Regions from separate parts of the Homo sapiens genome. Here all the other regions are linked to region 3. A link is a loop called in an ENCODE intact Hi-C map of the cell type or tissue named here. Cell type or tissue: PC-3. All regions are shown on one strand.

Region 1 (2,500 bases), 120 kb after region 3:
GCCTAGGGTCACAAAACTAGCAAGTGTTGAGAGCAGATTCACATTCAGGTTACCCTGACTCTAAATATTCTGATGTTAATCCCACGAGGAAAGCTACCCGCCATGGGTGTTAGAGTCATTTTTAAGGTCTGTGACCTAACTTGGAAAGCCAGTTGTAAAGGGTGAGATGGGTGTTTAGGTCCAGGGTGGCAAGTCTGAGCCTGGTACAGGCTGCTGGGCTACATATCCAAGCTGCGCTTATCTTCTCCTGTCAAACCATCTCCCTCCACCTCCCCTTATCTCACTCTAGATAAGGGCTGGTTCCTGGAGCTCCCACGCCTATCCAGCCCTCAGCACCACCTTTAGCTCTTTTTCCACTGGAGCCCGAAGACGAAGTTGTTCATTCTTCTTCTAGGGGAGGAGGGGTGGCCATTGATTGGGGTGCGGAGGAGACAGCTTCTTCCAGTTTGTAAATTATTGTCTGGCTTGATGCCTCTAAACTGTTCATAATTTTAGACAAGGAGGAGCTGGCAACTTGGAGAACTGATTTACAAGACTATTTTCTAAACTGGTACATTTCCCCAGGTACAAATCTGCCTCCTGTGGTAGATGCAGTGTGCGTTACCACATCTACTGAGTGCCTGCCAGGACCTGGCTCTGCCGTCATCCACGTTTCTTGCCCTTCACAGCTACCCTGCAAGGATGAGATTATAATTTGTCTGTTACAGTAAGGGAACTGAGAATCAGAAGTGGCTTGTGTGAGGCAATAGCTCTGAAGCCTTACAGTTTTCTCTGTACTGCTTGCCTGTCCTCAGAAAAGACTGTAGTGTAGCAGGCAAGTTCAAATAGCCTTGTGTTTTTCGGCCAGCCACTGCAGCCTTTGTTCAATGCTGGGCACAGAAGTGGTTCCAAAGATAGATAAAGACTGAGAATGTTAATACGATCTGCAAAGCAAATGAGTCCTTCCTTCTGTTTATGCTCTCTGGGTGGCAACATTGCACATGGGGAAAGTGGAGACATAGTAGGAGGCAGTGTTTATGTGAGTCATGCCCAAGTAAGCACAGTGGACGCTCACAGAGCCCAGAGAGGATCTGTGAAGGAATCCACGCTTGTCGCACCAGGCAGGGCACAGAGCCCCCTTCCCCAGTCTACTGAAGTTGCTGAGTGTCATAGACCGGGGTCACTGGGTAAGGCCTCATGGAGGACCCAGCCTGGGTAGGGCAGGGAAGCTGGCCAGGCCTGAGCAGGGAATGAGTGCTAGTCTCCCTTCAAGCCAAGCATAGTGCCAGGCACCTCGGAAGCTCTCCGGGAAAGAGGGAAGGTCGGGTAGGGCCCTACAAAGTTGCAGGGATCCTGTCACCCCCAAGTCTGGGCATCCAGTGTCTGAGACCTCGCCAGCCCCAGCAGGCTCCTCCTGGCAGGTGGTGCCCAGTGGGCTCCTATGCTCCTTTGCATGTGCTGTTCTTCCCCCTTCTCTTCCGGCTCCTCTCATTGCTGCCTGGACAGCCCCTTAGCTGCCTCCTTGCCTCCAGCCTCCTCCTCCAGTCCACTGCTGCCCTATCATCTTCCCAAAGACTTGTCTCTTCCTGCTCCTCTGTCTTCTGCTCCTCACCACCCACTGGAGAGGCCAGTCCCCCTCCTTGGCCTGGAGGGGACACCTGCCACCACGTGCGCTGGACATCCCCACCGCACCTCCTCACGAATCCTGAACCTTGAACTTGCTGTCATTCCACCACTGTCCCGCTCTTTCCACACTCACATCCCTGTGTGGGTATTTCCATGGCCTGGAATGTCCACTGCCCAGTCTTCTAGTAAAATAAATCTCATTCCTAAAATTGAAGCTTTCTTGAGATTTCTCTCTTGTGGCCCCTCTGGACTCCTCGAGGCTCTGTTGGACACCGCCTGCTCTGGGCTTCCATGCCCTTGGTTCATATTCCACAAGCACTTGCCTGTGGTCTTGTAATCCATCTGCCCCTGTGGGCGGGGCCTGAGCCTACGTATTCCCGGCCCCTTGAGTGGTGCCCGACTCTTGCTAATGCACCAGTAATTGTTGCTGAGTGAATAAGTAAGAGATTAAGGAGGAAGATAAACACCATTCTCTGCTTTTAGTATTATAAAACCGTCCCACAATTCCAACTTGTCCACGATGAACACTGCCCCTCTGGGGAGCACAGAGCTGCCGTGAGGCCTGCGCTCTGTGTGCTGCTGACCTCCTCTTACCAGGCCTCATCGGTGGAGCTCGGTCTGCTGTGCCCTCTTGCTCAGAGACCCCTCCAGCCCTCCTGACAGCTGGGTCAGCCCCAGCTCCTCCACATTTGTTTTCTTGTGCCAGCTTTGGATTCTGGAAAAACAGCTAGTGCTTTGGAAAATCAGCTCTACTTTATTTTTGTTCCTTTGAAACTTAAATGACTTTCCTAAGAAATGTCTGAGGTTAGAATGGTGCAGAAAGGACCATGGCCAAAGCCCAGGCAAGCTATTTTTGGGATGTGAATGAGCACCCATCGCATTTTTCCCTTCCATG
Region 2 (2,500 bases), 1.0 Mb before region 3:
ATTTGGCCATTCTGGGAAGTCTTAGAATGGCAGCAGAGAGGCTCCTCAGCCCTTGTTGAGAGATGCTAATGAAGAATTTGTGTCTCACCAATGGCTACTGCATGAGAAAGCTAGAAGGAACCTCAGGCCATCGTTTCTTACTAATGGTCAAAAACATATGCCTCAAGCATGATTCATAAAGATATCATTTTAGTCTTTGCCTCCTTATTTCTGAGTCAGTACACAAATAGCTTGTTTTCTGAAGCTTCAGGGAAGCCCAGATTGACACATTAGCCAGGGAGTAATGTGCCTTCTTTCTGGGCTGGCTGTCCATAATGCATTCAAATCCAGAAAAAAAGTAGGAATTTGTTCAAAATTTATCAATTGGGCCATTTTCTCAATGACAAACAGATGGCTCCTTTGAGTTATTCAGAGGGAGAAGATTTTTTTTTCCTTTTGTTCATCTCAGTTTTTATGGTTTAAAAGAATTAGTGTTTAATCCCAATTCTAAAATTGTTAATTAGTTTGTATTTGCTTCACTAAATCTGTTAAATAGATTTTTATCACTTTAGCTATATCTCTCTGGCAGCATCTGGTGTCAACTTTGCAGAAATAATGTTGGTTTTACAGCCAAAAATCAGAGGTTAAACCTCCAGGACTACAGATGTGACAGCATTAAAGGGAAATTCATCACCCCCAAAGCTTTCATTCCCATATAGTTTAGAATCAGCCCAAACATGAACCAATGTTCTTTTTTCCCTTTCATTCTCCAGGAGCACTGTGGCTCAGTTCCTTTTTGATTTATGAGTGTGGTTGTTGCTGATGAGATCTCCCAGGGAGACCTCAATCTGCCCCAGCTAGAGGCTTGGAAAACAGTGGAGGATCTTCTTGCTCAACCCCCTTTCTGTTGCTTTCAGGGGATTCCATCCAGGGCTAGGGCTATCCATCAATTCATTTGACAATGGGCATGTATGAGGTGAGGGCTGTGCGGGTACAAGCTCTGTAGTGTCACCTGCCGGCAGGGGGCACAATAGGGCAGAGCAGCAAAACGAAGGCAGTGTATGTTACAAACGAGCTACTCTGAACTCAAATCAGTGCACCTGGGGGAATAATTAAATGAAAGACAGCAAATCATCATAAAGGCTGGGGAATTTGAGTAACAGGGAAAACCTGTTGGGCAGCAATCAATTTAGGTCTCTGTGGTAGGCTGAATAGTAGCCCCTAAAAATATCTACTTCTGAATCCCCAGAACCTGTGAATGTTACTTTATAATATGGCAAAGGGTATTTTGCAGCTGTGATTAAGCAGCTTGCAACGGGGAGATTATTCTGGGTTCTTTGAGTGGACCCTAAAGGTAATCATGAGTGTCCTGATAGGAGAGAGGCAGAGGGAGATTCCACAGAAGAGGAGAAGGTGATATGATGGTGGAAGCAGAGATTGAATTGATGAACTTTGAAGATGGAGGAGGAGGCCACAAGCCAAGGAAGACAGACAGGCACCAGCCGCTGAAAGAAACAAGGAAACAGATTCTCCTTTCAAAGCCTCTGGAAGGAATTAGCACTGTCAACACCCCAACTTTAGCCCAGTGAAATTGGTTTTTGGGCTATGTACTACCAGAACTGTGAGAGAATAAATTTGTGTTGTTTTAAGTCACCATAATAATGGTAGTTTGTTGCAGTAGGAATGAATACAGTATCTTTTCCTTGCTTAATGCCAAAGAGTTCCACTGCAGCTGCCAGAGGTATTTTACAGGGCCAAGAGGAGATAGCAGGGATCAGCATAGTGCATTGACTTCTTCAAGAAGAGCTCCTTCTTCTGAAGTCCATCTGTAATACAGGTGTGGGCAGCTGCAGCCTGAAGCAGAAATGGGACTAGCAACTGGGAAGCCCTGTGTGATTGGCGAAGAACGTTTCTGAGTGTCATGGACCCTAGGCAATAGCAGACAGTGTGAGAATTCTCTGCAATTAACATATTTGCATAAATATTAGGAAGAGGCCTGATTAGCACAGTGAGCGTGACTCAGAGGAAAGTGGAGGGCAGAGGTGATCAGGGAAGAGGCTCTGAAGAGGGGTGAGGACAGAGATGCCACCCTAGGCACATCCAATGCTCTGATGGAGAGGGACTGGTTGTGAACAGCTAAGTTGCTATGGCCTTGCCCTTCAGATGTAGCTGTGGACAGTGGGAGGGGAATCTGTGGGCAGACCTCTGGAGCTACCATCCCCATTTCACTCAAATGACTCCAATTTTATTTGTTGGACACATTGGGCTTCCAGGTGGAATTTCACTTAAGAAAAAATTTTACTGGTGGAAAAAGATTTTGGGGGGTAAATTTTAATTTTGATACAATTTTACATGTACAGAAAATTGCAATAGTACAAAGAATTCCCATTTACCCTTCCCTCAGATTCACCAAGTTTGCATTTTGGCCTATTTGCATTATCATTTGTTCTAAGTATTAATGTTTTTTTTCCTGAACCATTTGAGAGTAAGTAGGCATTATATTCCTTTACCTCCAAATATA
Region 3 (2,500 bases):
TTCCCCCCTGACATAGCATAAACTTAACTCTAGACGATTGTGTAGGATTGCTGCTGGAGTCCTGGATGCTAGTCTTTTATTTTATTTTTTAGTGACACTCACTCACTTTGTGTCCTAAAGCAAGCCCAGTTCCGTCTCTGTGCCTTGGTCTCGCCTCAGACAAATGGGGTATCCATTTGCCCTGCCAAACTCTAAGGGGTATTGTGAGGGCCAGACAGGGCAACAGATGCTGAAAGCATTTGAAATGAACAGAGCTGTGTAGAAGTGTCAGGCAGTACTCTTCCTGTGCCCCGGGTCACCGTAACTTGAAGAGCATCTGGACATATGTCAGAGAAAATAAAAACTGTTTTTGTTTCTCAGTGAAAATACCTGCCTTTTGAGACTTTCATTTAAAATGAAAACATTCCAAAGTAGTATGTGATCTTGAACAAGTCATTTTCCTCTCTGAGTCTCAGTTTATTCTCCTATAAAATAAGCCAGTGAGACTAGATGGATACATTTCAAATTCTGCTCTAGAAAATTCTTCACTGGGAAGAGATTCTTTTATCCCCACATCTGCAACCAGAACCACCATATATTTTTCAAATTTTACCCTCATTTTACTTATTTGGCTTCTATGTGAGGTCTTTTTGGTTTTCTTTTTCTTTTAAAGTGAAAGTAAGTTTATTAACAAAGTAAGAAAATAAAAGAATGGCTACTCCATAGTCAGGGCAGTGGCTTCTGTTTTGTTTTGTTGTTTTTCCTAAATAAAAATCCTAAGGCTAAAACAAAAAAAGAAAACCAGAACACGGCTAGATCACCTGTAGGGCCATTCTTCCCGGCCTTCGTGTCTGCACACGGAAGACCCACGTGCTTTCTGCTTAACGTGTGTGCATTCCTCTTGTATGTGTCAGGCGTGCACGAGGCCTCTCAGGACAGAATTCCTTTGCAGGGGGATTGACAATGAGTCATAACCTGCTTGACTTTTAAGTGTGCACTCAGAGATGACCATTTTTTATAGCAGAATTCCCGAGTCTAAACAACCTTTGGCAGCTGAAGACTGAGAATGAAATTCACCAACCAGTCCAGGGAAAACCTCTTCCAAAAGCTGTAATATTTTTGTTGGATGCAGGTGTGACCCGTGGTCTTGCCGTGGGGGAAGGGAATGGCTGTGGGAACAGTGCCACCTTGTGGCCATTTTTATGAGCAGACACTACCCAGTGCTGAGCTGAGGGCTGGTTCCTGGATGGTTACACTCCTGAAGAGGGACTTTCATTTTGGGATTGGGAAGGGGCCCAGAGATACACTGAGACCAGAGCCAGTCCCCACCTGGCAGCAAGCTCAGCTGCCTGAGTCAGAAGCCCTTCTCCAAAGTTACCACACTCCTGAGGCCCAGGAAGGCTGCCAGGCTGGGCGTGTGGTTATTGGGAGGGTCATGTGGCTGTCACTAGCAGGAACGTGTCTGGATATGGGAGTGGGAGGCAGAGTCTGAGAGGAGACAGAACAAATTTCACAATGGCCATGGCTGAGCCCCAGTTGGGAAGACGGTGACCCAGGAAGTATGCAAAGTGGTGGCAGGAGGGTGGTGTCCTCTTGTCTAGAAACCCAGGAGGCCTACAAAGCAGAGAGGACTCTACCTGTCCCCTCACCCCTGACCGTAGCCTGGGGCCTAAATGAGCCCTCCTACTCTCCGCCTTGCTGCCACGCCACCATCCCTGGCACAGGGTTCCTGGGAGGACAAAACGAGATGGATGAGGCTTAACACAGCATCTGGTGCGTGGGAAGCCCTCAGACATCCCTGTGCCTGTCCCCTCCCTCTCCTACTCTGTGCACTAGACATTGGAGTGACAACAATGAACCCAGCACAGCTGCTGTCAGAACTCACAGGCTGGCTGGGCGTGATGGTGCACACCTGTAATCCCAGGACTTTGGGAGGCTGAGATGGGAGGATCGCTTCGGTCTGGGAGTTGGAGACTAGCTTAGGTAACATATGGAGATTCCGTTGTTACAAAAGATAAAAAACAATCAGCCAGGTGTGGTGGCACGCTCCTATAGGTTCAGCTACTCAGGAAGCTAAGGTAGTGATCACTTGAGCCCAGGAAGATGAGGCTGCAGTGAGCTGTGATCACACAACTGCACTCCAACCTGGGTGACGGAGTGAGACCCTGTCTCAAAAAAATAAAAAATAAGAAGGACAGGTGTGGTGGCTCATGCCTGTAATCCCAGCACTTTGGGAGGCTGAAGTGGGAAGATTATTTGGAGTCAGGAGTCCAAGACTAGCCTAGGCAACTTAACAAGACCCTGTCTCCACAAAAAAATATAAAAATTAGCCAGGCATGGTGGTGTGCCCTGTAGTCCCAGCTACTCAGGAGGCTGAGGTGGAGGATTGCTGGAGCCCAGGAGTTCAAGACTGCAGTGAGCCATGATTATGCCACTGCACTCCAGCCTAGGGGACAGAGTGAGACCCTGTCTCAAAAAAAAAAAAAAAAAAAAAGGTAAAAAGAAACACCATAAAAATAAA

Evidence for each region. Peaks named below come from ENCODE experiments on the same cell type or tissue, not always from the same donor. Only the 100,000 strongest peaks of a DNase experiment are listed, where the experiment ranks them.
Region 1: it touches region 3 in a loop (5-fold over the local background); 4 of 110 quality-filtered maps call a loop at or near these places.
Region 2: it touches region 3 in a loop (5-fold over the local background); 14 of 110 quality-filtered maps call a loop at or near these places.

The regions. Positions count from the first base shown.
Region 1 is chr11:12,158,828-12,161,327 of GRCh38, forward strand. The region is part of intron 2 of MICAL2 (microtubule associated monooxygenase, calponin and LIM domain containing 2); the gene reads left to right. Among named protein-coding and RNA genes, the nearest start is that of MIR6124, 3.6 kb to the right of the region's middle. In PC-3, a CTCF peak has its summit at 950; a DNase peak (open chromatin) is centred at 1,004; H3K27ac peaks cover 1,284 bases.
Region 2 is chr11:11,027,275-11,029,774 of GRCh38, forward strand. No RefSeq gene overlaps it. Among named protein-coding and RNA genes, the nearest start is that of LINC02752, 87 kb to the right of the region's middle. In PC-3, a CTCF peak has its summit at 995 (motif pointing right); DNase peaks (open chromatin) are centred at 157 and 1,007; H3K27ac peaks cover 78 bases.
Region 3 is chr11:12,043,258-12,045,757 of GRCh38, forward strand. The region is part of intron 1 of LINC02547 (long intergenic non-protein coding RNA 2547); the gene reads left to right. Among named protein-coding and RNA genes, the nearest start is that of LINC02547, 14 kb to the left of the region's middle. In PC-3, a CTCF peak has its summit at 1,167 (motif pointing left); a DNase peak (open chromatin) is centred at 974; H3K4me3 peaks cover 716 bases; H3K27ac peaks cover 2,278 bases.